Regions from separate parts of the Homo sapiens genome. Here region 1 is linked to region 2. Evidence: read pairs that join two places in POLR2A ChIA-PET (ENCODE). Cell type or tissue: Panc1. All regions are shown on one strand. Each heading gives the region's core, and the rest is flanking DNA. Links, peaks and the distances in the headings are about the cores only. Region 1 holds the start of KCNK2 (potassium two pore domain channel subfamily K member 2). Region 2 has its middle 82 kb from the start of CENPF.

Evidence for each region. Peaks named below come from ENCODE experiments on the same cell type or tissue, not always from the same donor. Only the 100,000 strongest peaks of a DNase experiment are listed, where the experiment ranks them.
Region 1: POLR2A ChIA-PET joins it to region 2 with 15 read pairs; 2 of 35 experiments call an interaction of 5 or more read pairs at or near these places.

What each region holds. Positions count from the first base shown.
Region 1 is chr1:215,073,702-215,088,811 of GRCh38, forward strand. It overlaps KCNK2 (potassium two pore domain channel subfamily K member 2), which reads left to right and starts at 9,036. Exons shown (of 7, transcript NM_001017425.3): 1 at 9,036-9,730; 2 at 12,667-12,977. The coding sequence starts at 9,685. It overlaps LOC124904511 (a long non-coding RNA gene), which reads right to left and starts at 8,623. Exons shown (of 2, transcript XR_007066878.1): 1 at 8,389-8,623; 2 at 6,481-8,258. RefSeq lists an enhancer at 9,394-9,916. In Panc1, for the core only: no CTCF peak of the experiment used is centred there; no DNase peak of the experiment used is centred there; H3K4me3 peaks cover 1,552 bases; H3K27me3 peaks cover 1,798 bases.
Region 2 is chr1:214,678,099-214,693,208 of GRCh38, forward strand. No RefSeq gene overlaps it. Among named protein-coding and RNA genes, the nearest start is that of CENPF, 82 kb to the left of the region's middle. RefSeq lists an enhancer at 5,475-6,136. In Panc1, for the core only: no CTCF peak of the experiment used is centred there; no DNase peak of the experiment used is centred there.

The sequences.
Region 1 (15,110 bases), core at 8,215-10,714, 400 kb after region 2:
GCTGTGCTATTTTGGGGAAGTTACTTAACTTCTTTGAGAATAACAACAGTGTTTACCTCACATGCGTCTTATTTGGATTAGATGAGATACTGAGTGAAATGGCTGGACATGGTAAGCCCTTGATAGATGTTACTTAATATTATGATTCCTGTTCTTGTTATTATTCTTGACAGGACAGGATGTTTATGGCCCTGGGATGCCTTTAGGGATGTAGTCTCTATCCTGAAGGCAATGGGAAGCTAGTGCGGGATTTTAATGAGAAATTCAATACTTCAAGCCAGATTTTGTTTGTAAAAGTTCCACATGACTCAGTGTGGAAAATGGACTGGAGATCGGTGGAGTGGAGGCCTGAGGAGAGGTGACTGAGGTAATGGTGGTGGCAGTCTTGCCTTGATCACTTTGTACAATTTGGGGAGATCACACAACCATCTTAACAGATTTTGGAATTCCACAAAAGACACTTTCTTGTATGTTTAAGGGTTTTCTTCTAGAACGAAATGCCCCAGGGTGATGCATGGATTTTCAATCTCAATCCTTCCATAAACTTAACAAGTGGTCTTGAGCAAGCCTCATGTGGCTCATTTAATCATGATGCAAAAAGGTAAAAGGGAGAATTAGATTCCATATATATAGGGTGAAGTCAACATCTTTGGTTAATGAACACATTTAAAAATGTCTTTAGGAGATTCCAAATACATCCTCTTTTTGCTTTTTTATTCCATTTATGTCTTGTGAATTCATTTTAGAAGGGAAATTGTATTGATTTGCTCTTCATAAAGCCACATTCAGTGCTAACAGAATTTGTGATCTCAGGTGAAGGCAAAATGCTGGACTGGCAAATGTTCACAACAAATATAAGTTTCAAATAAAGTACTGGATGTGCTAGAAATTCATTAGATAATGAAAGTCATCAAGAAACACTGAGAATGCTGTAGTTCCTTCTGGATTTATGGCTGATTCTTTTAAAAAGCATCACATTTGATATAATTGCTTTGCCTAGTATTGGCACACTTAAAAAATTATCTGACAAATTCATTGTTGGTGGAGGATTGTCGGTGGAGGATTTACCTGTGATGCCAGAGGTAAGAAACGTTGAAGTCTAAATATGCTGTGTTCATTTCCTAGTGAGAGTTTATTATGTCACTCAGCTTTGAAAGGGAAAAAGAAATCCCACAGCAGAATTTCCTCCCGAAAATGGAGTAAATTCTAATGTTTTCTGAACTTATTCTGGTATAACAGAGTATCATTAAATAAAGATTTCTTTTTATTATAATGCCCTTATTCAATATCTTATTCTCTGTTGGGCAAAGTTAAATATGAATGTTATCTTAATTTAAATAATTAACATATGCTGTATGTACACTGGTTAAAGCACTAATCTTCATATGCAAAACATGGGTGTTTTGACCTGCATGAATTTTCAAAACTAAAAAGAAATCATATCAGACTAAGAACTATTATTATAAAGCAAAGACCATTGTTTACATTTAAAAACTTACCTTTCTTCATATATTTGGGTGTATATGTTTGTTTTAATGTAAGCAAATATGCAAAGCTGTTAAAAAGATATTGTTGAATGTCATATATTTTAGGAATTTTTATTTGTATGAAATGAACCAGCCAATTTTAATGAATTTTGTAAAGTTTTATGGTAAAGTAACATTTAAAAAAATTTCAGGGTGAGGCACTTTAATTTGAAACCCACTCAGGAATTCAATGGTGTTTTACTGAATAGATATGGACACAGTTTCACTAGTGTCATTCTTTCCTTAGTATGTTTACTCCATGATGACGAGGATTTGTTGCATCTTTTTGACCACTATATCCCCAAATACTGGAAAATCTCTTTCTGCTACATAGTAGGTGCTTGATAAGTACTGGTTTACTGAATGAATACATATATTTATTGGCATAAATGGCAAAAAATTTGTAATGCTGTTGCAAATCAAAAGAACTTTTGAACTTCACACTTTTAAGCTTGAAAGTGGATGTTGTTATGTGCCAGTGTCTGCCACAAATTTCTAGCCAGCCATGTTGGTAGAGGACCTGAGTTGCCATGTAGCCCAGGTTTTCAGCACTGCCCAGTTTCTCACAACTGCCAGTTCCTCACCACCAAGCTATCAGGGCAGAATGAACTAGAATCCTGCCTCTCATCCAGTGGTTCTTGAAGTGTGGTCCCTGCCCTAGCAGCATCAGCAGAATAACCGGGGAACTTGTTATTCATGGCCCACCCCCCAGGCAAGAAGCATCAGGTACTTTGGGGGTGGGCCCCATAATCTGTGCTCTAACGATCCCTGGAGGTGATTCTAATGTACATTCAAGTTTGAAATCTACAATTGTAGACAATGCTTGTACGGACATTGCTAACATTTACCTCTTCGCTCCCTTTTCCATTCTTCCAGTGATGTCCAACTCCCTTCTCATTAACACATTCTAATTTTAGGAATATGAATTCTTCAAAATGAATAAATTTTGGCCTTTGAAAAATTGCCTTCTTAAAATAATTTGTGTATCAGGTCTGAAACTTTATAGTCTGGCTTGGAATCAGACTCTTAGAGGTTGTATTAGTTATCTATTGGTGCATAGAAAACTAGCCCAAAACTTAGCAGCAAAAACAAGACTCATTTATGATTTCACAGTTTTTGAGGCTCAAGAATGCAGAAGCATCTTACTTGTGTGGTTTTGGCTCAGGGTCTCTCAAATGGCTGAAATTAAGGTGTTGCCTGAGGTTACTGTCCTCTCCAGGCTTGACTGGAGAAGGACCTGCTTTCAAGCTCACTTACATGGCTGTTGGAAGGCCTCAGGAGCTCCACCTGCAGGCTTACTCACATGAACCTCTCTGGAGGGTTGATTTATGATGGTGAAACTGGCTTCTACCACAGAAAGAGAATCAAGAGAGAGCTAGAGAGAGCACAAAGGAGAAACCCCAGACTGTTTGTAACCTAATACTGAAAGGGATATTCCATCACTTGTGCCATATTCTATTTATCAGAAGGAGTCAGTAAATCCAGCCACACTCGAGGGGAGGGGTGAAACACAAGGGCCTGAATACTATGAGGCAGGAATCATTGCGGGGGTCAACTTAGGGACCCCCCACAGAGCTGAGTTATTTGTCATTTTCTCCTATTTCTTGCATTGCAATGTTTCAATTAAGGCTCTTGATATCAAGTGTCAGACATCTCAACACTAACTGGCTTAAACAAGAAGAATATGTATGTGGCTTAAGGTGTGGTTTGACATGGAGGATTGGTCAAATGTTATCACCTGGACTTGGTCATCATGGTTCTGTTTGCTCTGTATTGCTTCACTCTCAGGCAGCTTCTCCTCTCCTCTTAGCATAGTAGCCTCCAAGGCTTTCAGGCTCAAGGTCAGCGGTATAGAGCAAAAGTTGCTTTTCTGAGTGTGTCATAGGCCCATGCCTGAACCAGTTGAGAAGCTGAGAAATTCTGACTATATTGGTTGAGGCCCAAGACACACACTCCATTCACAATCAGGGATGAGTCTCATATAAAACACAACAGGTATGAGAAGGGGTGGTAAGTGCCTTTGGAAGGACATCAGAAAGACATTTCATCGAAGTACTGCCTAACTGTTGTCTCTCCCTGAGTTTTTAGTAAACTGGAACTTCTAGGAATATGCCTACCCTCTCTGTCACCACCCACTCCCCACATCCAAAGGGACGCAGAGCCCTGTTGATCTACTGGCAACTCTCCAATCTACTCCCAACAATATCACTATGAAACCCTCACCTGGGCTAAAGCAATAATGTCCAAATTCACTTATCTACATGCTTACATTCTTTGTTCACCTTCTACCTGTTCTGCACATAGCAACCAGAGGGATTTTTTTAAAATGCACTTGATGAGATTTCTTCTGCGATGAAAATTCATCCAGGTCTCATTAATTAAAATCCAGATGCCACCTGACCTGGTTTCTACCTGCCTCTTCAGCTTGATTACTGTCCACCACCAAGCCTCACTCTCTGAGCTTTCCAAATTCTCCCAGCTTCTTCCAACTGCAGTCTTCTTCCGAGCTCTTCTCTCTGTTGGGGAAGCCCTTTCTTTCCATTATGCTTTTCCCTTTCCACCCTTGCTCATCTCATCTTCAGAATCTAATTTTTACATCACTTCTTTACACCAGCCTTCCCTGACCCTCTAGAAGTAAATACTCCCACTTTACCTCGTGCCTTCTTCTTATGGCTTATCAGAATTTTAAGCACTCAGTAAATATCTGATGAATGTGATTTATTTTTCATCTTCTCATACCTGTGCAATTGTGTTGCTCAGAAGATTAAATAAGTGGCAAGATTCATTGCAAGGGTGTCCAGCCTTTTGGCTTCCTTGGGCCACATTGGAAGAAGAATAATTGTCTTGGCCTCACATAAAATACACTAACACTAATGTTAGCTGATGAGCTAAAAGCAAATCATAAAAAAACCTCGTAATGTTTTAAGAAAGTTTATGAATTTGTGTGGGGCCACATTCAAAGCCATCCTGGGCTGCATGTAGCCTGCAGGCCGCAGGCTGGACAAGATTGTATTATAGAGTTGGAATTCATTGGTGTTCTTGCTTGGTCAGGAGCTCCCCTGGTTCATATGGTTGATCAAACGCAGGAGATAATAAAACTCTTTTTAGAACTGAATTGGTCTGTTCTCACAATGCTATGAAGAAATGTCTGAGATTGGGTCATTTATATAAAAAAGAGGTTTAATTAATTCATAGTTCCGCATGGCTGGGGAGGCCTTAGGAAACTTACAGTCATGGCAGAAGGCACCTCTTCCAGGGCAGCAGGAGAGAGAATCAGTGCCAGTAGGGGAAATGCCAGATTCTTATAAAACCATCAGATCTCATGAAACTAACTCACTATCATGAGAACAGCATGGGGGAAACTGCCCCCATGATTCATTTACCTCCACCTGTTCCCACCCTTGACATGTGGGAATTATGGAGATTACAAGTCAAGGTGAGATATGGGTGGGGACACAGAGCCAAACCATATCAGGAATGGACATACTGAACACATAAATGCTGTCTCACTTTGATTCTTACAACAATCTCTTGTGAGTTCAGTGTATTATCTCCATTTTATAGATGAGAAAACTGATGTTCAGAAATAAAAAGTGACTTCTTCAAATTCACATGGCTCAGAAATGGTAGAGGCAGAATACCCACAGACGTCTCTTTGACTCCAAAATCCTAGATATGATTGGAACTGCAAGAAAAGGCAGTGACATTCTCATTTTTTAATTTTAATTTTCACTATGACATTTTGAATAGGCCAAGGTCAAAAATCAAAATAAACATAAAAGTGAAGTCCTGTAGATTTCATGCTGCTAGTTGGAGCAGAACAATAGATCTGAAAGCACCAGAATAAGGGCAGTATGGAATTTTTGGAGAACTAAATTTTTTAATTATATAATTTCAGTTTGCTTATTCATTAAATTAAAGTTAAGAGGTGTTGAGTAGTCCTGCAGCATGAAATAAATGTATTCCATCTTTTCTTTCTATTATACTTTCGATGGGGCTTATATATATTGAGTGAATTAGTCCATTATTGCATTGTTATAAAGGACTAGCTGAGACTGGGTAATTTACGAAGAAAAGAGGTTGGATTGATTCACAGTTCTTCAGGCTGTACAGGCAGCATGGTTGGAAAGACCTCAGGAAACTTACAATCATGGCAGGAGGTGAAGGGGAACCAGGCACATCTTATATGACTGGAGCAGGAGGAAGAGAGTGAAGGAATGATTTCACTCAGATGTTTATCAAACACATATTTAGTACCAGATGCTAGTTACTGCAGATATTAAAAGTGCTTACATATTTTTAAGCAACCAGATGTCATGAGAACTCATTATCAGAACAGCAAGGGGAACGTCTGGCCCCATGATCCCTATCACCTCCCACCAGGGCAATCCTCCAACATTGAGGATTACAATTTGACTTGAGATTTGGGCAGGGACACAAATCCAAACCATATCACTGAGTGATGCAGGAATAAAGCTAAATGGGATAAACCATCCTATTTCCTCATTCCTCCAGCTGCAATGACATACAAATTAGTATACTACATTATTTTCCCTCTTACTTCAAACAGCATGAGTAAGTCTACATTTGGAACAAGAGGGCTTTTAACGGGGGCAGACTGTGGGAGGACTGGGTGGTTTCTTGATTCTTTCAAATTATTTGTGAGGCTGAGCATTTGGCTTGTTGGGATGATTCCTGTTAATGTTACAGTCTGAAATTTTATCTTTTTATCTTAACATCTCTGTAAGTTACATCACTTCTCCCCCAACCCCCAAGCACCCTACATGAATGTGGGGCCTAATAATGAAAATAATACAAAGGGGAATGTGGAGGACAACTGCTATGTATGAATTGATAGCAAAAAGCAGGGAAGATGGCAATCCAGCATTTGGGATTCATGATGAGACCTAAGTTCCATGAGTCTGGAAAAACAGAAGCGCTATGCAAGCATATATCAAAACATATTTAATTTATTAAACAGGCATATTCAAACTATTAATCTCCCAGTCTAGTAAGCATTAGCCAGTTTGACAGAGGACTAGTGCTGGGCAAGATGCGGTTAAATTTGCAGAAAACTCGGAGGGGGGAATGAAAAAGAATAATCGAATTGCGAACAAAATGGGAAAAATGAAAATAATATTCAAAAAAATTTGAGGAAATTTCATCTGGAGAACAAAGAGCCTATGAGACAGGGTAGAAAATGATTCAGAATATAGTGAATTCATCTCATTTCTCATGTATGTAGGGTATACCCTGGTTCCAAATACCTGGAGGGAGACCAGGTGAATATAAGAAAATGTCAGCTATTTAGTAGGAATAACGATTTCACTCAGATGTTTATCAAACACGTATTTAGCAGCAGATGCTAGTTACTGCAGATATTATGGTGAACAGAGAGATATGGTTTATGCCCTCACTGAGCATACAATCTAGTTTAAAGAAGCAAAACATCATGTGACAAGTATAAAGATAGATGAAAGACGAGTTGACCTGGGAAGCAAATAGTAAAACACCTGACTGGCCAGGATTCCAGGGAAATTTCTGGGCAGCATGGAGATTTGCAGGGTAACACCTGTGATGGTTAGTTTTATGTGTCAACTTGACTAGGCTACAGTGTTCAGTTATTTAATCAAACACGAATCTAAAATCTAAGTGTTGCTGTGAAGGTGTTTCATAAATGTGTTCAGCATCTACAGTAAGACTTCAAAACGAGATTGCTCTAGGTAATGCTGGTGGGCCTATATCACAAGCAATTGTGAGCCAAAAATTAGATTTCCTGGAAAAGGAGAAATTCTGCCTTAAGACTGAAGCATCGACTCTTGCTTGAGTTTCCAGCCTGCCAGAGCTGCCCTGTAGATTTCAGAGGGACCTTCCAGCCCCCATCATCCTGAGCCAATTCCTTAAAATAAATCTGTTACCCCACACACGTACACGCAAATGTGTGTGTGTGTGTGTGTGTGTGTGTGTGTACATATGTTCCATTTCTCTAGAGAACCTTACTGATAAAATACCTTAGTCATGTAAAGTTGGTGTGTGTGTGGTGTGTGCACTGAGGGAAGGTAACTGCCCAGGAAGACTTAGAATGAAAAAGATTTAGCCAGATCAGGAAGCACATTATAGGTGACCTAGAGACTTTGTAAGGATTGTGAGAGGATCAGATTCACATTTTAGAAAGGACATCTGATTGTATTACTTTTGAGCACATAAGTTGAGAAAAATGTGTTTGAATTCCAGCAGGAAGGATATTAGGAAGATTTTTTTTTAATAGGGGAAAGAGGTGCTGAATGTATTCTGGAATCTAGAAAAAATTGCATTTTTATCATTGACGGTAACAGTTTTGCAAAAGATTTACAAGCTTTTTTTCCCCTACAATTACGTCTATATTTTTCACTAAGAAGTTCTTGTAACTGGGAAAATACTCCAATCTGGCCGAGCAGCAGTTATGGAAGAAAAACTCTAGCAAACAGCAGTTGGGATGGGAGGGTGGAGGTCATCAGGGGATTCCCGCTGAGAAAGTGGGAAGGAAGAGAGTTTAGAAACGGATTGAAGTTCCACTACATCACGTGTGTTGTTAGAGAATTCGCCTATTACGACGACAGCAACGTCTGATCTCCTGGCTTTCTTCCCCTCCTTGGTGGGTTCCGTTCCGTCCCCCTGTCGCTGCGAGTTTGGCTGTCCCTACGCCGGGGTCTTGGAGTTTGGGCGGGGTCTGGTACCTGCCAAATACGGATCCTGATGGGGAGGAGGTCGGGGAGCGCTAAGTTCAGGCTGGAGTCTGAGTTCTCCCACCCTGCTGCTCCCACCCACCGCGCTTAGAAACCTATGTTTCCAGCAAAGGGGTCTTGCTCTGAGAGAACCTAACCGGGTTTTCTTCCATTCCCTTTGCATCTCTAGATGTCTTCGCCCTGGCTCCAGGTGCGTTCCCCATCCTTTTCGGTCCCGGACGTTCTGCAGATTATAGCGCCCAGCTCATGTCCAGCACCGCCGGAGGTGAAGTGGGGCGAGCTGGTGACTCCTTAACCCTTCCCGAAGGTGTAGACTGGAAGAAGCCAGGGTCTTCATTACCTCCCCTACTCCAGGGCTCTCAAGGCGCCAACGGGGACACTTCCCTGTACAGGTCTGGGGGGCCACGAGGGCGAGGAGGACGCCCTAGTGCAGGGGTCCAAGGACTCGCGTCCCAGAGCTTGGTCCCACACCCGGTCCCACACCCCGAACGCTGGTCGGGAAGGAGATAGGATGCAGCGCAGTGTGATGTGGATGCCAGACAGCGAGAGTGAGGATTTTGCGGGGTGGGGATGGGGGTTAGTGGAAGGGGCTGAGAGGGGAGGAGGCAGCAGGTGAGCCAAGGGGTTGTGCCCCCAGGAAGAGGGAAGAGAGGATCTTTAGAAGGGAGCATCTTGCAGGGGCGACGCAGGCAAGGGTAGGGCTAGGAGGAGGTGCGGGGAAGCAAGCCCTGGCGGTGAGACAGGAGGGGGAGGAGGCGAAGAGGAGGGAGTTCCGAAAGGAGGGAAACGAGCCGGCAAGGGGCGACAGGAGCGAGCCGGGAAGGGAGAGCAGCGGAGGGCTGCAGAGCTGCGGGCGCCCGGACCGTGCCACACACCCCCCGCGGGGCACGGAGGGCATTGCGGGGGGAGACACACAAAGACATGCGAAGAGGGGCTGAACGAGGCTCGCGCACAAAGACGCCGGGGCGCACGGCAGCTGGGGCTGCACCCACCGCCCCCGCGCCGCGCCGTGCCGGGGCCGGGCCAGCGAGCAGCCCGGGGCTGAGCGCGTGGCGGCGGCGGCGGCGGCGGCGGCGGCGGGCAGGCGCGGGACCCGGGTCGCCCGCGCTCTCCGGGTGACCCGGGCCCGGCAGCAGGCGCGCGCGGGGGCGGCGGCGCCCAAGCCCAACTTGGCCTCCGCCTCGCCCTCTGCCCAGCCCGCCGGTGTCCCCTCCTTCCCGCGATTTCGTTTCTTCTCACGCTCCCCCCCCCGCCCCCTCCCGCGTCCAGCCCCGCTCTCCCCACCTTGTAAAACAAAGCCGGGGAAAATGCCTGCCCGTGCAGCTCGGAGCGCGCAGCCCGTCTCTGAATAAGAAGTGAGTACAATGGCGTGTTTGTAAAAAAAAGCTTCAAGTCCGTCTTTTTCAAAAAACATTTTGAATGCTGCATGCCTCATGCTTCCCAGCGCCTCGCGGGAGAGACCCGGCTATAGAGCAGGAGGTGAGACCCCCCCTCCGGTACCCCCACCCCTCTGGCCGCACGCTCTCCTGCCCCAGCCTTTTCTGGGAGGACTGCAAATGCCCCCTCTCAGCAAGCGGCCGTTTCCCATCTTCGCTTCGCGTCCAAAGTGTTGGGTCATAATCTGGATTTGGAGGCAAACCCTTGCCAGATCCTCTCCACGCCGCTTCTCCCCCCTCTCCCGCCGGTGCCCGGGGTTTTTGCATCTGCCTGAGGTATGGGTTTGGAACACCTTGGGGGAGTTTCCCATGGAGAAGGAGGGTCAGCCCTTGGGAGTAGCCGGCAGGCAGGACTCATGGTGACCCCGGTCACACTTGTTGCCCATTGCCTGGTGGGACAGGCAGTGGTGCTGAAAAAAGCTTGCTTCCGCTGCTATTCAGTGGTCAGTCGCCGCTGGAGCGAAGACATATCTGGGTGAGAACAGAAGACCGGGATTAACAGAAGACTGTGATGAGCTGGGGGAGGGGAGTGGGTAGTGACGGTGCTGAGTGTGTGTGGAAGGGGCAGCTTCTCTCCCTGATCATACATCAAATGGCGTGGAGGTGGAAACCAAGAGGTTCCCTGTATTAAAGATAAAAGTCTGCTTTTATTTTTTAAAAATATTATTTTGGTATTTCATCAGTTTCTGTCCATTCTGTCTGCCAAATGTACATTACATATATTTCTGCTAATTAAAAAATAAGGCAACAGCTTAAAAGAATTAAACTCCTTCTGGAAATGTATTAGGTTAATGCACACACACACACACACACACACACACACACACACACTCTTAAAAATACCTGCCCCTTTCCCCAAAAAGCATATAATGGCCATGTGGCAATGTCTTAATGGAATTTCAGATTGGGATTTGGTGCCATCAAGGTAAACAGTCTTAGTGCTTTCTGGTTCTGCAGAGTGTAAACCACTGATGTGAAAAATCACAAATAGGAGAGCACAGAGATCTGAGGAGGAGAGACTTGGAAATCTTCATTTAGAGAGATAATTGTGGAACTTCTATGTGATTTTTTTGTTGTTTTTGTTCCAAAGATGGCTAAATTTTAAATTATGACTTTTGTTTTTCACTCAGACTCACTAAGCAGCTAGGAGGTTGTGGGGAGTCTGCAGATTATAGTGATTTTAGCTATTATCAGCACTTCCATTTTAACAGTTTTTTTTAATTATAGCATTAAACACATGCCCAGTGCTAATTTTGAGTGAAGGTGTCTTTATAAATATTTTAAAGGTATCTACTAGCTTGTGGCTTTATTTGGAACAGGTGAATGTATCAGGAGAGAAACATGTGCATTCCTCTGTGTAGTAGGTTGAACCTTAGGAAATTGCTGTAATAAGCTATATGTACATGGAATCTCCACTTGGAGCCATGGGTACAGAAACCTCATCACAGCTCTAATTTCATCTCTTCCAAATCAGATCCATTTGGAGCTTTGCTGACTGAGGATCCTGCCTTCTGCCATCATTTTACAACACTACTTAGGTCTAGTGTTTTAAATATCTTTGTTTGCAAAGCTTCTTTTTGATGGGGAATTACAGATGTATTTTATGAATTAAAACTATGGTAGCCTACAATTAACTCACAGTGTTAGGTAAGAGGGCAGGGTAGGTAGCCATGTGAAAACTGGCATTTTTTATTAGCTTCTCATACTGAAGTAATTTCAGATGCCTGTAGGGTATTTGAGTGCAATTCCATGGAGATTTCTTATATACTTACCTGAAAGTGTGTTTTAGATAAGATTATCATTTTATAATCTATATTATATACACGATAGCAAGTTTACTGAAATCTGTAGCAATTATGGACTTTAAGCTGATTATTCTGTTTGAGTTGATGGTTTTTAAAAGTCTTATTTTTCGGCCATTCTATTAACCTTTTTTAGTTCAATGTTGTCTTTCCACAAAATGTCCTGTAGTAGGTGTTTTATTTTCCTCTTAGCAAGTAGAAGTCTAGTATCTCTTATATTTTTGAAAAAGAAATCCATTAATGATATTTTTGAACAGCTGTGATAAATAATAAATGGATTTATAGTCACCTCCGACTATATGGCAATTTGTTAGGGAACCATATAAATCCACTCTAATGGAGCAATTAGCTTTGAACAGAGCATGTAGACAGTCAAGGTGTGAGCCACGGTTTTCATTTTTTTCTTGATATTGTTCACATTTGAAAAGGAAGTTACTTGTCTTCTCTAGGTTGTGCCTAGGATTGACACAATGATTAGCAGTAACTTTTATTGGTAAAACATGTCCAAGATTGAAAAACAAAATACAGAGAATGTTTCATCATGAGCCCACTTTGGAGGACAGGCAAAAAGACAAGATTCGACCATCGAGTGGTTTATTTACCACCATGTTTTACCAGAAAATGATGAATGATTTATTTTGAGTAACAATGTTTGGATCACAAATTCTTTTATAATGCAATTCATTTATTGTAATAAATTTTAAAATGAAAATAGAGAATGTTCTTTATATTGCTTGCTTGTGATATAAAGTTCTTGAGAACGAGAATAACCATGAGCCGTCTTCCTGAGTATTCAAATATCTAGTTAAGTACCATCAACTCTTAGGAGTTCAGTATCTCTTTGTGGACCGGCACAGTGGACAGATGTAAATTTAGAAATTGATTAAGAAGCCCTCAGGCATTCTTTTCTTTTTTTGAAGTTTCTTGGTTCGACTCCAGTTTTTTTCCTCTCATTTTGAACTCCAATAGCAGCAGAGAGCACAGATCCAGCCCCCTTTCCTTGAACCCATATATGTGGTCCTGAGATCTAGTGACAGCACTCCTGGTTTGGGTTCCAGAGCTTCCACTAGGAGAGCGAGCGGAATTCAATCAACCTTCTCTGACCCCTTAAAGAAGAAGCCCGACCAATTCCCTTCTCATCTCCTCCAACCTAACCCTCATTCTCTGTTGTTGTCAGTGGCGGCACCTGACTTGCTGGATCCTAAATCTGCCGCTCAGAACTCCAAACCGAGGCTCTCGTTTTCCACGAAACCCACAGTGCTTGCTTCCCGGGTGGAGAGTGACACGACCATTAATGTTATGAAATGGAAGACGGTCTCCACGATATTCCTGGTGGTTGTCCTCTATCTGATCATCGGAGCCACCGTGTTCAAAGCATTGGAGCAGCCTCATGAGATTTCACAGAGGACCACCATTGTGATCCAGAAGCAAACATTCATATCCCAACATTCCTGTGTCAATTCGACGGAGCTGGATGAACTCATTCAGGTAATGGCATGGGAGGAGTTGTTACTCTGTTCCCCCAAATGGGAAATAAAGTGATAGGAGGAGACAACTTGTAGCCCAGTGTATTACAGGTGTGCTGGTGGGAGCCCTATCCCACCTCATTTGCCTTAACATATAGCTCTTTTCCCCAGTTTCTTTGTCTCATTTCCACTTCTCCTGCCTATATTCTCACTTCTGCCACTTTTTCTTCTCTTCCTCTTTTAGTTCTCTCTCCCAGTGTTCCTTCACATCCTCTTCTGCTTCTGTTCTTCTGTATTTCTTTCCTGTTGTCTTCCTGCTTTCTTTCCCTTTGCCCTGTCTTAGAAGTGCCAGTGGACATCCATGGGGTTGGGGTTACCACGCTGAAGGTCCTCATGGTTAGGATAATCATTGTCAACTGAGAAACATTGCTGTGGCAAAGGGGAGGAAAACAAAATATACAGAAATGTGCTTTAATCTTGGCAGTGGCCATCATAAGATAGAAAAGATGAATTCATGATGTGACCCTCTTGAGATGGGTACCGCTCAGGTCAATAAGTTGTAGCTTACCTCTGAAGCCAAGGTATAACTTTGATGACTACCTTTTTAAAGTATCTGCAGATAAGTGATTAATTATTGCTTCTCTAACCCCCAGCTAAGAGAAATTTACTAGTACACAGAAAAAGAGTTTTTGAATAAAACTAACTTAGTTCTAATTTACTTTATAATAGCAGAACAATATCCTTACAGAAAAACATTTTTGTTTTAAAAATTAATCACAGTAAGTTTCAGTTAGGCTCTTTAGAGATGGCAGTATTCTGGTTTTTGTAGATTTCTTTTGCATAAAACAATTCATTGGTCAAATCGGGATCTTAGTGAAGAAGAAAACTTTAGAATTTTCTCACAAGGAGTGACTTGACTGGTTGTTGAAAATGTTTTAATTGTATACACATTTGTTTTCCTATAGAGCCCACTTTTCTTACCTGATTTAATTCAAATTGGAATGGAAATTATCTGTGAGTCATCATCTGAGCATGTTCTTTCTTATTTCATATTTGGTTTTACATTGTTTGAATGAGTTGGAATAGTGGACTGAGGGGAAAAATTATTGTTGGCTTTAATCCTGCTTTTTGTTTGAGGACCCTTTCTCTCATTTCCTCTTGCCATGGATCTCAAGATACTATCTCTGCCCTTCATAGTCCTCTCAATTTACAGCATATGCATACACGTTCTTATTCAAGTTTTATTGAAAGATATCAAAACTAGTGTTCTCTGACACCTATTTAGTTTCTACCGCATTCAGAAATTTCTGCATCTGAAAATTTGCCTTAAGTTTTGAAAATGCTGTTCACTTATATACTGAATTCTCTATGATTTTTAGATGATGGTGACCTTTTTAGTATTGGCAGTGAAAGTGTCAGCTAATATTATTGTCCCAACTGCCCCCTTCCCTGGTCCCATGTAAGATCACTTTCACTTCATTCTCTCTTTGGGCCACATAGACCTATGAGGTACTAAAAATCTTTGAAAAATCCCCACTTCCCTCGGTTTCTGAAGAAGAGCTCTTGGATATCTTGGTGGAGGCAGCATGGTGTAGCAGTAAAAGCTTCAACTTTGAGAGCAGGCAGGATGCGTTTTGAACTGCAGTTGAGTGCTTTATTAGAAGTGTCATCTTAAACAAGTAGTTTTCCTCTTTAAGCCTTAAATGATCTATCTGGAATGAGGAAAGAGTATCTATCAAGTAGGGTTGTTGTGAGGTAAAGAGATAATCCACATAAAGTGTTTCGGTGCTCAGAAAGTGTTAGATTTGTTTTCTGTGGTTATTGTTTTCCTCTCTTGTCCCTTCATTGGATTGTAGCCTCTGATTCATGTAGTTGCATTCTTATCACCTGGAGTGAGATGCTTGGTTGGACAGGACAGGAAAAAAAAAAAAAAACCATGACCAGCGTTTCAGGACAACACTGGAAGAAATTATGTGTGAATTTGAAAATGGTCTCACCGTCCAGTATTACCCAGATTTATTCAGAACTCTAAAGATAACTTGAAGGTCATGGCAGGTAGGAGCAATCTGGTGGTGAATACTGATCACTTTTTGCTACATTGTCTTTGAAATGGAAACAAGCAGAAATCAAAATATGACCTAATTTTTTTCTTTAT
Region 2 (15,110 bases), core at 7,458-9,957:
CCAGGAGAAAGAGAGCTACACTCTATATGTGGGAGAGCAGAGAAATAGGAGGGTGGATCCCAGGTGGCTTTGTGGAGCCCTGGACCTTCTAACTGTGGACTAAATTGCTTTCTTGTTTGAAGACTATTTTGTTTTCTTTTCAGAAGCCAAAACTAATCCTCACTAATACAAAGATTCATAATTCCTTAAGTGATGCTGAAAACTAACATCTTCATGTGATTGCAGCAGTTACCTATGAGATCCATTCCATGGAAATTGAACATTCATTAGAAAATAAAGCTAGAGGCAGGGAAGGCAAATTTCATATAAAAGTTGGACTCTAGACTTGATAACTTTCTGTGTACCCACTTTTCCCTTCTCTGAGAAACTCCTCTCAGTTTATTCTCTGCAGCCTGGAGGGCTACAGTCATTCAGGAACCGGCTCTTGTGTCAACAGGGTGGTGGCTCAGCTATGAAGGCCATCTGAATGTAACATTTGGACCCTGGTTCTCTGCTGCTGTCTGTTCTGCTCCCTTTTATCTTTCCCTTGGCCTGGACCCTGTGACTCATCTGTTCCTGACCAGGCTGACTTATTTGTTGTTGAACCCAAGTATGGCTTTGACTTTCTACCAAAGAAAGCAGACTAACTAAAAACAAAACTTCTCTGCGTACATATTCATTGTAGGCAAATTAAAATTTTTTTTAAAATGTGGGAATAAAAGAATTCACATATTATTCCAACATTTAGTCATGACTCAAACACCTGTTTAATCTCTTTATTCTATATATTGATATTTTAAATATGAATTCTCCTTTTAATTTTTATTGTGCAAGTAATGAGTGTTCAACAGGGAAAATTTGGGAAATATAGAAAAATAAACACAAAAAGTGGTCTCATCATTTATCATTAAGAGATGGCCTCATTTTCCCTCCACTCTTCACCCCCCTCCTCCAATTGACTAAATGGCCATTCTGTCCACTCTGTGTCTTAAGCTAGGAATCTAGAAGACATCATTGGTTGCTTTTCTGCCTTATATCCCATATACAAGCAATCACTAAAGATTGTTGATTCTATTCTCTAAAAATCTCTTTATTCCATTTTCATGACCATTGACACCACCCTAGTACAAGCCACCTGAATTGCTCACCACATCAGCTTTTTAACGGGTCTGCCTGTATCCCTTGGCTTGCTGTCGTCTTGCATGCCCTCTCTCCCCCATCTAACCAGCTCCATCCATTCTTTTTTTTTTTTTTTTTTTGAGACATAGTCTCGCTTTGTAACCCAGTCTGGAGTGATGTGACACAATCTCAGCTCCTTGCAATCTCTGCCTCCTGAGTTCAAGCAATTCTCCTGCCTCAGCCTTCCGAGTAGCTGGGATTACAGGCATGTACCACCACACCCGGCTAATTTTTGTATTTTTAGTAGAGACTGGGTTTCACTATGTTGCCCAGGCTTGTCTCAAACTCCCGATCTCAGGTGATCCGCCTGTCTTGGCCTCCCAAAGTGCTGAGATTACAGGCACGAACCACCATGCCCAGCCTCCATTCTTCTTCTTCTTCTCCTTCTCCTTCTCCTTCTCCTTCTCCTTCTCCTTCTCCTTCTCCTTCTCCTTCTTCTTCTTCTTCTTCTTCTTCTTCTTCTTCTTCTTCTTCTTCTTCTTCCTCTTCTTCTTCTTCTTCCTCTTCTTCTTCTTCTTCCTCCTCTTCCTCTTCCTCTTCCTCTTCTTCTTCTTCTTCTTCTTCTTCCTCCTCCTCCTCCACCTCCTCCACCTCCTCCTCCTCCTCCCCCCTTCTCCTCCTCCTCCTCCTCTCCTCCTTCTCCTTCTCCTTCTTCTTCTTCTTTTTCTCTTCGTCCTCCTCTCTGGCACAATACTGGCTTATACTTAGTCCAAGACCAATGTACACCTGGTGGCAGTTACTTAAGTTTCAGACATGCTATAAAACACAGCAAGCATCACTACTTGCATTATTCATTCTCTATTTACCATGCATTGGCTTAAATTTGTATTGCTTATCCTGTCACATCCATTGTCGCTAAATAGAACATACCCTAAAATTTTTTGTAGATTTGGTCATCCCTAGCACACTACCCTGCATGGAGAAAGCTTTAATAAATAGTTATTGATCACTCTATAGCTGAACAATTAATTTTGAAGAACTGAACCATAATTGCTCAAAGTCTAGATATAGATTTTTTTTTCCAATTGGAAAATCAAGAATGTAATTGTGGTCTTAGATTTTTATAAAAAGAAGAAAACTCCAGAGTTACGTGAGTTTTATTTTTAAAGCAGCAGTAAACATGATCACCTCTCAAAACACTATATTTTACTTAAACCTTAGAACAAACACTTACTGTAACCTAATTAGATGGTTTATGCTTCCCTAATCTACTCATTTCTATTCCTGCATTTAAACTATTTCTAACATTCCTTGGACTCTTCCTGATTCCAAGTCCTACCTAATCCCGTAACACCCAATGTAAGTCTTGCTTTTTTGGTATAGCCTTCTGCAACCACCTCCTTGGTTATCACTTCCTCCTGGGATGATACAGTGGCCTCCCATTTGGTTTTCAGTTTAAGCACAACAGTGTAACAGATGCTGTATTTCTCTGTATATTTCTACCTCCTCATCATTTCTTTGGGGAGAGTGTCCTACATGTTTTTATACTCCCAGTTCAAGTGTGGGGACCAGTCTATAAATATTTACTGATGATTATTACCTGGATGACAGTTGCTTCTCTCTTTTACCTGGACACAAGAAGCATGAGAAATTGACAAAGATGTACTGACTTCCCAGTCTTAGCCCTGGCTGGTAGCAAGAGCTACCTTACAGGATTTGTTTTTGTTAAAGCCAGACTAAATACATCTTAAACAACCACGTCTTTTTCCATAGCTGCCTCAATTGATGGATTGGGCGAACATCTCACAGAAAATTCTCATGTGATTAATCTTGTCCCAGAATCCACAGAGTTATTCTCATTATCTCTTGGATAGAGAGAAAGGTACACAGACAAGCACTTTCCTTCCACTTGTTAGCCATTGTTTACTTGCCATTTACTTATTTGCAAATAAGTAAACCACTTGTTTACTTGCCATTCAAAACAACTAATTCTCACCTTTTCTTTCAGATAAGTTCAAACAGTATATAGTTCAAGGATCGAATCACAGAAAGGTCAATAAATTGATGCCCGGGGAGTTGCATGTATTTCATCTTTTCTCTTTTAATAAGACTACCTTATATGACTTTGCAAGTACAATAGGACCTAATGTATCCATTCCTTATAAATATTGGATTTGTGAAAATGTGTGATACACTGTAGACAGATTACCATCTGTCTTTGCATTATCTGGGAAGAACATGTTTTCCAAATGAATTAAAAATGATAAATAAGATCAAGAGGAATTCTTATCACATTAACTTTTAAAGTTTATTTTTATTTTTTAAGATTCCATCTTTGCTTTAAATTTTTTTCCTAAGCTAGGCATGGTGGCTCGTGCCTGTAATCCAGGACTCTGGGAGGCCAAGATGGGAGAATTGCTTGAGGCCAGAACCTCGAGACCATCCTGGGAACATAGTGAGACCCCTACCTCTAAAAAAAATTTAACTGGGCCTGGTGGTACACACCTGTAGTCTCAGCTACTCAGAAGGCTGAGGTGGGAGGGTTGCTTGAGCCCAGGAGTTCGAGGCTGCACTGAGCTCTGAGAATGTGCCATTTGCACTCCAGTTAGGAGACAGAATGAGACCCTGTCTAAAAGAAAAAAAAAAAGGTTTCCTCTTTCATCTATAGTAGTTTATAAAACCTATTTTCTCTGCTTCAGACCTCCCCTTCTATCCTTGTTTTGTGAAAGAAATCATGTTTCTGTTTTGTGATTTGGCTCTTGGCTTTCTCAGTAATAAGCACTTGAGGGATACTGGAAAGTTAGAAGAAGGAACTAGCTCCTTCTTGTTTGCTGCTGGTCAGCATCACCCTCAGCCTCTCTTTTTCACTCTGGCAGTGGCAGTCTATTTCAGTAGCAGCATCTCGATTTAGTTTACAATTTTCCCAACAATCACCAGCCTCATTGTACTCCCTTACAGAACCAGCAACAGTGAGGTCCTTCTTCCAAGTTTTTGCTTTTTTAATTTTTTTACCCTGAGATGGAGTCTAGCTTTGTCACCCAGGCTGTAATGCAGTGGCATGATCTCAGCTCACTGCAACCTCTGCCTCCCGGGTTCAAGCAATTCTCCCGCCTCAGCCTCCTAGGTAGCTGGGATTACAGGCATGTGCCATTATGCCCAGCTAATTTTTGTATTTTTAGTAGAGATGGGGTTTCACCATGTTGGCCAGGCTGGTCTCGAGCTCCTGACCTCAAGTAATCCGCCCACCTCTGCCTCCCAAAGTGTTGGGATTACAGGTGCGAGGCACAGCACCCGGCCTAGTTTTTGCTTTTTAATAATTTTTACACCTTCCATTTGTTCCTTTGGACTTAAGAGTGTAGTAGTTGCTTACTGTGGTTGCAAGTTTGGGAATCCTCTGTGGGTTTTTTTTTTTTGCATTTTCCATTCTTCAATATTCAGTTAACAATTCTTTATATTAAATTCACCTTGTTTAAATAACTAGTAGCATTTCTGTCTCTTGACTGGACTGTGACTGATACAGATCATATAGGTTGTCTTATGTATTTGAAGGTTTATATATATATTAATATATATTTTTCTGTCTCTCATATATATGAGTATGTGAGACAGACTCCTATTCTGTCACTCAGGCTGGAGTGCAGTGGTATAATCACAGCTCACTGCAGCCTCAACCTCCCAGGCTCAAGTGATCCTCCCACCTCAGCTTCCCAAGTAGCTAGGACTATAGGCACGTACCACTGTGCCCAACTATTTTTATTTTATTTTATTTTTTGTAGAGACAGAGTCTCTACAAAATGTTGCTCAGGCTGGCCTTGAACCCCTGGGCTCAAGGGATCCTCCTGCCTTGGCCTCCCAAAGTGCTGAGATTACAGGTGTTAGCCATTGTGCCTGGCTTAAAATTATTTTAAATAAATCCTTTAATCCATATATTTCACCTTTCCAAATTTCCACTAAATATATCTGAATTAGTGCCATATTGTAGAAGTCATTATTTCCCTCTCTATAATCACCTATATTTCACCTTTCCAAATTTCCACTAAATATATCTGAATTAGTGCCATATTGTAGAAGTCATTATTTCCCTCTCTATAATCACCTATATTTCACCTTTCCAAATTTCCACTAAATATATCTGAATTAGTGCCATATTGTAGAAGTCATTATTTCCCTCTCTATAATCACCTATATTTCACCTTTCCAAATTTCCACTAAATATATCTGAATTAGTGCCATATTGTAGAAGTCATTATTTCCCTCTCTATAATCACCTATATTTCACCTTTCCAAATTTCCACTAAATATATCTGAATTAGTGCCATATTGTAGAAGTCATTATTTCCCTCTCTATAATCACCCACTTACCAGCTTGATGCTAATACTGTACCTCAAGACTTAAAAATAATCCAAAAATTACCATTTCCAGCAAGTAAAAATTGCTATTGTTCTGTGTTGCCCTGTCCCGACACCCTAGAGAGAGAGGATGACTTGGAACAGTAATATCCAAGTCAGCCCCACTCTTGTGACATTTCCAAATCACAGGAGGGAGCAGCACAGGCCACTGAAATTCATCACCCCCAGGAAGCGGATGACCCTGGGCCTTTCTTAGCCCTGCCAGGGGGAGGAGTAGCCCCAGGGAGAGCCATAGAATTGACTTAAATATTCCTTTCAATGTGGCTCAGCATGAACGTGAATGGATTTCAAGGATAGAAACTTTGGCTTGAACTTGGCTATTCTGAGGTCAGAAGAAAATTTCTCCCTTGAGAAATCTGTGCTCTGTGCTCAGAGGTGGTATTTGTGGCTCTTAAACATTTGATAGCTACTTTTGCTCCTCCATCAGATTCCCCCCCCCATTGTGGGCTGGTAAGCATGAATTCATTCACAGTAAGTTTAATAGAATTTACTAAGTGAAGGCACAGCTGAGTTACAGAAAGGAGAAAATGCAACGTTTATTAAGTGTCTTCTATGTGATACAAGAGCTGGGGGCTTTCTTGACAGTAATTCTGTGAAGTAATGGTTTGATCTCTATTTTGCAGATGATGGAACTGAAGCTCTTTGAGTTAATTAACTGAAAGCCATCCCTCTAGTCAAGGACAGACATGTTCCTTAATTCGGGCCTGTGCTTCTTTAAATCCCGCATTCTGCCCACTATATCATACTTGTGCATGTTGACAGGGAAAATAATTGGCTTTAACAATTTTTGAACGTTCTTCGAGTCAGAAAATTATTTGGAATACTGAAGAAAAGAAAAAACATGGGCATTGTGTTAGAGATCCACAATCTAATGGCCCACCCATTTTTCTAAATAAATTTCACTTTTTTGGAACAGTTTTAGACTTACAGAAAAATTGAGAAACTGGAACAAAGAATTCCCACATACCCTACGGCACAGCCAGTTTCGCCTATTGTTAACATCTTATATTAGCATGACACATTTGTTAAAGTTAATGAGCTACTCTTGATACATTTTTATTAACTAAAATCCATAGTTTTCCCAGATTTCCTTGGATTTTTACCTAACATCCCTTTTCTGCTCCGGCATCCCATCCAGGACACCATGTTACATTTAGTCATGATCGCTTCTTAGGCTCCTCTTGGCAGTGACAGTTTCTCAGACTTTCCTTGTTTTTGATGACTTTGACAGTTTGACAGTTTTGAGGATTGTTGGTCAGGCATTTTGTAGGACATCTCTTTACTGAAATTTACCTGATTTTTTTTTTCATGATTTGAATGGGTTAATAGATTTCTGGGAAGAAGATCACAGAGGTAAAGTGACATTTTCATCCCATGATACCAAGGGCACATACTATCAACATGACTCATGACTGTTGATATTGACATTGATCACCTGGCTAAGGTAGTGCTTGTTAGGTTTCTCCATTGTAAAGCTGCTTCCCCGGCCCCTTTCCGTAGCTTGCTCTTTGGAAGGAAGTCAGTATGTGCAGCCCACACTTAAGGAGTGGAGAATTTTGTTCTTGCTCCTCCAGGGTGAGGTATCTAAATAAATTATTTGGAATTCTTCCGCATGGGAGACTTTTCTCTCTCATTTATTAATGCGTTCAATTATTTATTTATATTATTGTGGAACGATGGGTATTTCTTTCATCCTTTAGATTTTAATCCAGTACCATTTTATTTTTTGCTTACATGATTCCAGCTTTGGACACTGGGAGCTCTTTCAGTTGGTCCCCGTGTCTCTTTAACAAACCCTTTATCCATGCCTTTTTTTTTCTTTGAGCACTTCCTTATTTTCTGGAACTTGTTTCTTGTTCCAGGCTCATCTTGTATATTTTCTGTACCTCTTATTGTAATTCTATAGTTTCATATATATATATATATACACACATACATATATATATACACATACACACACATATATATAAATAACAACAGAAAAAAAGAATTTGTGCTTTAGGAAAAGCATCATGATGTGGAATCTCCTCACCCGCTAGTTCTACTTTTAGAAACAGTTTAGTAAGTCAACTGCTCTTTAGGAGTTTCAGAGATGGAAAGAGTGACAGACTTTTAACTGTGCAGTGTCTGACTGACAACACTGAGTTTTTTCTTTGCCTATGGACATATTTTTTAATACTCATAAGAAGAAAAAAACATCGGCTTGCAGCTCTTTTGATTTCCTCTGAGGGTTCCCCCTCTCTTCCTCCTTCATTGGCTGAAGAAGCACAGATGAATGTGAATGCTTATTAAATAATCACTTGTTACAAATAGCTGATTAGGATTTGGGCTATGTCAACAATTGTTGCTTGCCAGGCTTTTGGCAGAGTTCTGATCACGTTAGGTTTTAGATAATCAATTTATTCTAATACAAACCATATTGGACGGTGGAGCTTTTATGCCTTTTTATTTCCTTTAAACAGCCTTCGGAAGCAAATGCTTATTATTTTGAAATGCAGCCAAATTCTGGTCACCACAGGAGTCCACTGTTAAGATGAAGCTCCTAACACATTAGATATTTTCTTGGCTTAGGCAGAAACACTTAAAACATTGGACAGAAAACTGATGTTTTTGATTTCCCTTCCTATCTTCAGATTATTGGAGTTTCATTAGAAAACTGATAGTAACCTTTTATTTGATGAAACTCTGTCTATAATTAAACCTTCCTCTTCCTGCTTTATTTTGCCTACAGTTTAGGTAAATAAAAGATGCCCAAGAATTCAGTATTCAAGTACAGTAAAAAGTAGCAACCATGGGGTAGGGACAAGTCCAGAAAAAGGGAGGAGGTGGGGGGGTTTTCTGGGAAGATGTCAAATAAAAATTGACAACCAGAATGCAGTGAATTAGAAGGGTGATTGTGCTGAGACGCTGAGCACTGAGCGTAGAAGTTGTTTAGGGCCCTCCATGGGACGGAGGTCTATAACAAAACCATGTTCTAAAGGTCACTTAAGGATAATGTCAACAAGACAAATATTTTGAGATTTATGGGGTAGTAGAAGAACGACAGGACTTCAGATAAGCACCTGTGGATAAGGGTCAGAGGCATCTAAAGTTTAAGCAAAGATGACAAACTGAAATACCTGCAAGGAGTAGAGGTGACTTACATGCAGAGATACTATTGATAACATCTAACAGCTGATGAGGCACCAACACTTCCCAATCAGAAACCGGGCCAATGGGTTCCCTGTGCCACTAGAATTTCTTCTTTATCTGCTGAATGTTAGGAGAGTCTGGAGGGTGCTCAGAGGTTGGGTCTGGAACAGTTGGCAAAGCAGAGGTACATTTGGAGAGATACATTTAGGTAAACAAAAGATACCCAAGAATTCAGTATTCAAATACAGTAAAAAGTGGCAATCATGGGGTAGGGAAAAGTCCAGAGAAAGGGAGGAGGCGGTGTTTCATTGTAGTACAATGCTGAATTACTGTATTAGTAGGGTTCTCTAGAGGGACAGAACTAATAGGATAGATGTATAATATATATGAAGCGGAATTTATTAAGGAATATTGACTCATACGATCACAAGGAGAAGTCCCACAATAGGCCATCTGCAAGATGAGGAGCAAGAAAGCCAGTCTGAGTCCCAAAACCTCAAAAGTAAGGAGGCTGACAATGCACCCTTCAGTCTGTGGCCGAACACCGGAGAGTCCCTTGCAAACCACTGGTGTAAGCCCAAGAGTCCAAAAGTTAAAGAACTTGGAGCCTGATGTTCGAGGGCAGAAAGCATTCAGCACGGGAGAAAGATGAAGACTGGAAGACTCAGCAAGTGGGCTTCTCTCACCTTCTGTCTGCTTTATTTTAGCAGTGCTGGAATTGATTAGGTGAGTCTGCCTCTTCCAGTCCACTGACTCAAATGTTAATCTCCTTTGGCAACACCCTCACAGACATATCCAGGAACAATACTTCGCATCCTTCGATCCAATCAAGTTGACACTTAATATGAACCGTCACATTTACCAACCATCTAAATTATTTCAATGTTTTAACAGCCTGTTTGGCTAAATAGATGTGTGCTAGAGAGCTATCACTTTCCACGTGGGTAAAGTGGGCTCTATGAGGAGACTATAGAGTGTGGTGCGGACTGTAGTAAGCTTGAGCAGCCTGCGCAGCCTGCACCCCTGAGTGCATTGGAACGGAGTCCAGTGGATTTGTATGTGCATTGGAAATATCCTTTTTTAAAATGACTCTTTTACCCTGTGCAGATGAAACAAAACACATATGCAGGATGGTCATGGGCATTTATCGTTACATGAGACTTCATACCCAGATTTCTATCTTAATAGCTAATGAATTTTAACACCAATGCTTCAAGTAAGAAACCTCAGGGTTTATTTTAACCTTTTCATTCATTTCTCTATTTCTTCATTTATTTATCCAACACTACTGAAGACTACTTCTTTTTCCTTACATTTCACATCATTTATTTTCTAATACCTTTATTGTTAGGCTATGCATCTCCATCTCCCAATTAACTCTCAGAACAGTACCTAGCCTTACTTTCCTGCACTTTGACATCATACAGTGATGCTTATTATTTTGCTTATTATTCTCAAAATTCATTTTTTTGTATTTCCATTTAATAATTATTGGACAACTTCCATGCACAAGGCACCATGCTAGGTGCTGGTATAAAAAAAATTATAAGACAGCTTCTTATAGCCATCGAGGAGCTTGCTGTCTAACTTGACTCAACTATCCATCGACAAAGTCTTATTGAGGTTCTGGCTGCCATCGTCTTATTTAATCCTTAGAGATGCTGATTGAATGGTCTTCTCTCTCTCTCTCTGTTTACCCTCTTTCCTCATGCTACCATAGTGATTTCCTCAGCATCTCATATCAGGGGTGTATTAATCAGGGTTCTCCAGAGAAACAGAACCAATAGGATACAGAGAAATAGATACATAGGTAGATATATATATATAAATATATGAGAAGATTTATTATGAGAATTGGCTTGCAGGATTGTGGAGCTCAGGAAGTCCCACAATATGCCATCTGTGGGCTGGAGACCCAGGAGAGATGGTGACATAATTGAGTCTGAATCTGAGGCCTGAGAACCAGGAGAGTTGATGGTAGAATTCTCAGTCTGAGGCTGAAGGTTTGAGAGTCAGGAGCTGTGATGTTTGAAGGCAGGAGCAGATGCATGTCCCAGCTCAAGTAGAGAGAGAGTGGGAATTCATCCTTCCTTTGCCCTTTTGTTCTATTCTATTCTAGGCCCTCAATGTACTGGATGTTGCCCAGCAAAGATCTTCTTTTACTCAGTTTACTGATTCAAATGATGATCTCCTCTGGAAACTTTCTCACAGACACACCCAGAAATAATGTTTTAACAGCAGTACAAAAAATTAACCATCCCAACGGCCTCATTCTTGTTCTGTGTCTCATAGTCCTTATGAAGTCCCTGGACCATGTCATCTCCCAGTCCCTCCACACCCTCCCCCTTTCCCTTTGTGGCGTTCAGACTTGCTTGGTCAATCCAAATTCCCTTTCCCTTGCTGAGCCCTCCTGCACCCTCAGATCTCCCACTTCACCAGGAAAATGTTTATCAACCCAGTGCACTAAGGCCTATGGCTTTCTCTGAGTCTTTATAGCTGAGATCACACCTCATCTGGGGAGATCCGTGCCCTCTGCCCTTGGCTGGGACATACTGTTAACACGTTTCCTAAAGGATTAGGTGCAATGTGAAATGCCACATCCAATAAGGGAAGGACGCTGCTTGACAAAAAGGAGCACCAGACTGACTTAGCAAAAGGAACTGGGGAAAAAGACAAAAGAGAGAAGGGTAAATGTACTTTTAATTATAATTTTTAAAAGGAAAGGCTTCCCTCTTCTAAACTTCTAAGAGGCTGTGAACAGTGGTGAGTCCTGAAGCAGCTCTGTGCAGGCCACACCATAGAGATTGGTCCGTTTCACAGGTGGAAGAGAACGATGCCTTGGATTCCATTCAAGTTGCTTTTTCCCCAGTTTACTGCCAAACCTGCGCTAAGTCAAGCAGAGAAGACATGCGGTAAGGTTAGATGAGTGAATGCCGTTCTTCAATGTGTCTCTTTCCCAGATTTCTGTGGTCAAGGCTATTTACATGGAAATGAGGGTGTGCCAGGACCTCTGATCTGGTCCTGTTGCCTTTAAGGGATTAGAGTGAGAAAGTGGCCATGTCAATTTTCAGAGATTCACTTACTGCTATATAAAGAAATTACTGCCATACCAAATATTATGTATTGAATTTTGCCCCCCATCCCCCAAAGATATGTTGAAGTCCTAACCCTGGTACCTTAGAATGTGACCTTACTTAGAAGTAGGGTCTTTACAGGAGCAACTAAGTTGAAATGAGGTCATTAGGATGGGCCTTAATCTAATAAAATGCTGTCCTTAGAGAAAGTTGGGACAGATACAGACACGCAGAGAGGGAAGATAATGTGAAGATACACAGGCAGATGATGGTTAGATGGCAGATGACTTTGCTAAGGCAGTCATAGAAAACTAATACTCCTCCTTTACTTTGTCAACAGTCCCACAGCAGGTCGGCCTACAGCCTACCACAGGCCAACTAATACAAAGTAAGCTGCTTCTGCTTAGAGAGTATATTGCCGACACATTTGGACACAAAATCAGTATTCAGCTATAGGCTGATAACACCTTCCATGTTACAATACAGGTTCTAGATACAGTATAATGCCCTCTCTGCTATTCTAGAGCTGCACTGTCCAAAACACCATTAGCCACATGTGAGTGTCTAAAATGAAATTTCAGTTCAAATGATTAAATTAAAAATTCTTAGCCACATTAGCCCGATATCAAGTGCTCAATAGTCATGATGACTTGTCACCGTATTGGACACCACAGATGTAGAACATGTTCATCATTGCAGAAAGTTCTGTTGGACAGTGCTGTTCTAGAGAATGAAATATTCTTTTCAGTTGGTTGTACTGGTTAACTGAGAAATACCACATATCCTTTGAAAAAAGAAAGGAAAGAAAACAAAAAAGAAGCTGATACAGTTACCTCTAAAATAGTGCTTTCATAAATCTGAAGGCATGTTATAGTTTTGAAATATTTTAGGGGTAGGAGTATGACTTTCAATACTCACTGTACTGACAGAGGGCCAGAATGTTGGCAAATGGAAAGCTGGGTTGATTGAATGCTAAATAAATCAGCATTTTCTGTCTCAACTATGGCCCAAATACAAAATCTAACCACTCTGGGGAATAATTTAGGAACATTTAAAGTCATTAGGATCATTAGATCTGACTCAAGTGATGCAAAATAAACAACCCTCCCAGCCCGATTTGGAATCAGTTCTACTGCCTTCAAAGTTGAGGCTAAGTCCTCTGAGCTTGAATATATGACAAATGTTTTTCTTTGTTTGGCTATGTTTATTCTCACATCTATTTTTTTTTTCAGTGTTTGTTTCACTGAAAATGATCTATAACAATCTATAACCCTAATTACTTATTGTCTCAGAGCCATAGGACTGTTAAGGACTGGGTAGTATAATTTGTCTCTTTGCCTCCAGTCTGGAATTCAACTGAGCAGGCTGTCTATATATTGCTGTGTACTGATCCCCATCCTTCATGAAAACATAATCAGCTCCAGAGGATACCTAGTATGATATTACTAGCACCATTTTTCTTGCTACCTCATTTTTCGTAATGGAATTTTTACATTTTTTCCAGATCTTTGGGTCAGAGTGACATTTAGTTTGCCCCTCTGACTTCTAGCTGCAATTTTCTTTGTCTGAACTACACAGAGGGAGACAAAATATCCCTTTTTATTGTGGTTAGAGGTCTCACCAAGGAACAGTGGCAGGAATGTAGCTCTAAATTCTTAAATAACTAAGTGATACTTTATAGACAGAGGAGACTTCAAAAATATTCTTCACTGACTTGGCTTGAAGAAATTAACACACTCTTCTATTAAAAAAATTCTGTCTGTACTTAAGAGAAATGTGGTGTTCTAAGTTTTAAATAAATTGCTGGAGAAGGACCTCACCCCAACTTCTAAGCAAGGACAGTCATCCTACTCAGTTTTATTGAGAACAGTGATTTGGATGTTTATTTCTTTTGTTCTACCAAAAAATGTTGTGTCAGTTGTGTTGCAAGAGATACAGAGCTGGCTGGGCTCTGATAAAGCTTATTACGATGGCATGATGAAGAGGAGGATATTCTCCTGGAAAAGCAGGCTGGGACTCTGTGAAGGCCTTGTTAATTCCCTAGAAAAGCAGGCCACTGGGACGCAGTGGGATTCTCACCTTTCCAAGACCAGCAAGCCACTGATATGATTGGCAGATTATTATGTCAATTAAGATTAAAGAGGAATAGATGAAACAGGAGAGAGAAATTGAATAAGAGAACATTTTCTATGTAGAGGGTAGAGATGTTTTATTACATTTTCTAGCTGCTTCTCATCCTAGCCAGTCTGTCCTTCCCTTCAGTATGGAAGATACATGGCATTTCCCATTTTAAGAAATCAAAAAACAAAAATCTAAGCCAAAAGACCCTGAGCATTTAAGAAGAATAGCTAGTATGAAAAAACTTTCTAAATTACCAAAGTATAAACATACAAGATTTCTTTGAGTAGTGAGATTTGGCCGAAATCTTTGTTCAGATTTTATGCAAATCAATTTTGTTTCTTTTCTATCTAGGTTCTGGATATCTCACTATTCACTGAAGCTGGTTTACCATGGGCTGCTCTTTCTGTTATTATGGGGTTTTTATTGCAATTTATAGATAATTCTTAATCTCTACTTCCAAATTTGTAACTGCAGCCCAGATCTCTTTCTTGGACTTTAGATCCATGTATTCGATCCTACTCCACTTGGTGTCCCAATGGACAAGATTCCAGTTGCTTCCAGCATTCCAGTTGCTTAGCCCCAAAACCTGGGAGTCAACCTTGACTCTTGTTTTTCACATCACACATCTACCCAGTCAGGAAATTCTCTTTCAAAATATCTCCAGTCTGTCCACTTCTTAACTCTCCTACAGTTACCATTTGCCACCACCATCTCTCACTTTGATTAGTATTACGCTAGCCACTCAGCAGTTCTCTGCTTCCATCTTTACTCTTTATAGTTTCTTGACCTAGCAGTCAGAGTTTTGGAGCCATTGCAGAGTTTTTAGCAGAGGAGTGACGTGATCAGACTTACTTTTTTTTTTTGAGATGGAGTCTAGCTCTTGTTGCCCAGGCTGGAGTGCAATGGCACAATCTCGGCTCACTGCAACCTCTGCTGCTCAGGTTCAAGTGATTCTCCTGCCTCAGCCTCCCAAGTAGCTGGGATTACAGGTGCCCACCACCACGCCTGGCTAATTTTTTGTATTTTTTAATAGAGACAGGGTTTCACCATGTTGGTCAGGCTGGTCTTGAACTCCTGACCTCAGGTGATCCATTCGCCTTGGCCTCCCAAAGTGCTAGGATTACAGGCATGAGCCACCACACCCGGCCCAGACTTACGTTTTAAAACAACCTCCTTTTTCAAATATCACTGCTATGGTTCAGAGATGGTGTGTTTGGTCCCACCTAGTCTCATGTTAAACTTTGATCCCCGGTGTTGGAGGTGGGGTCTGGTGGA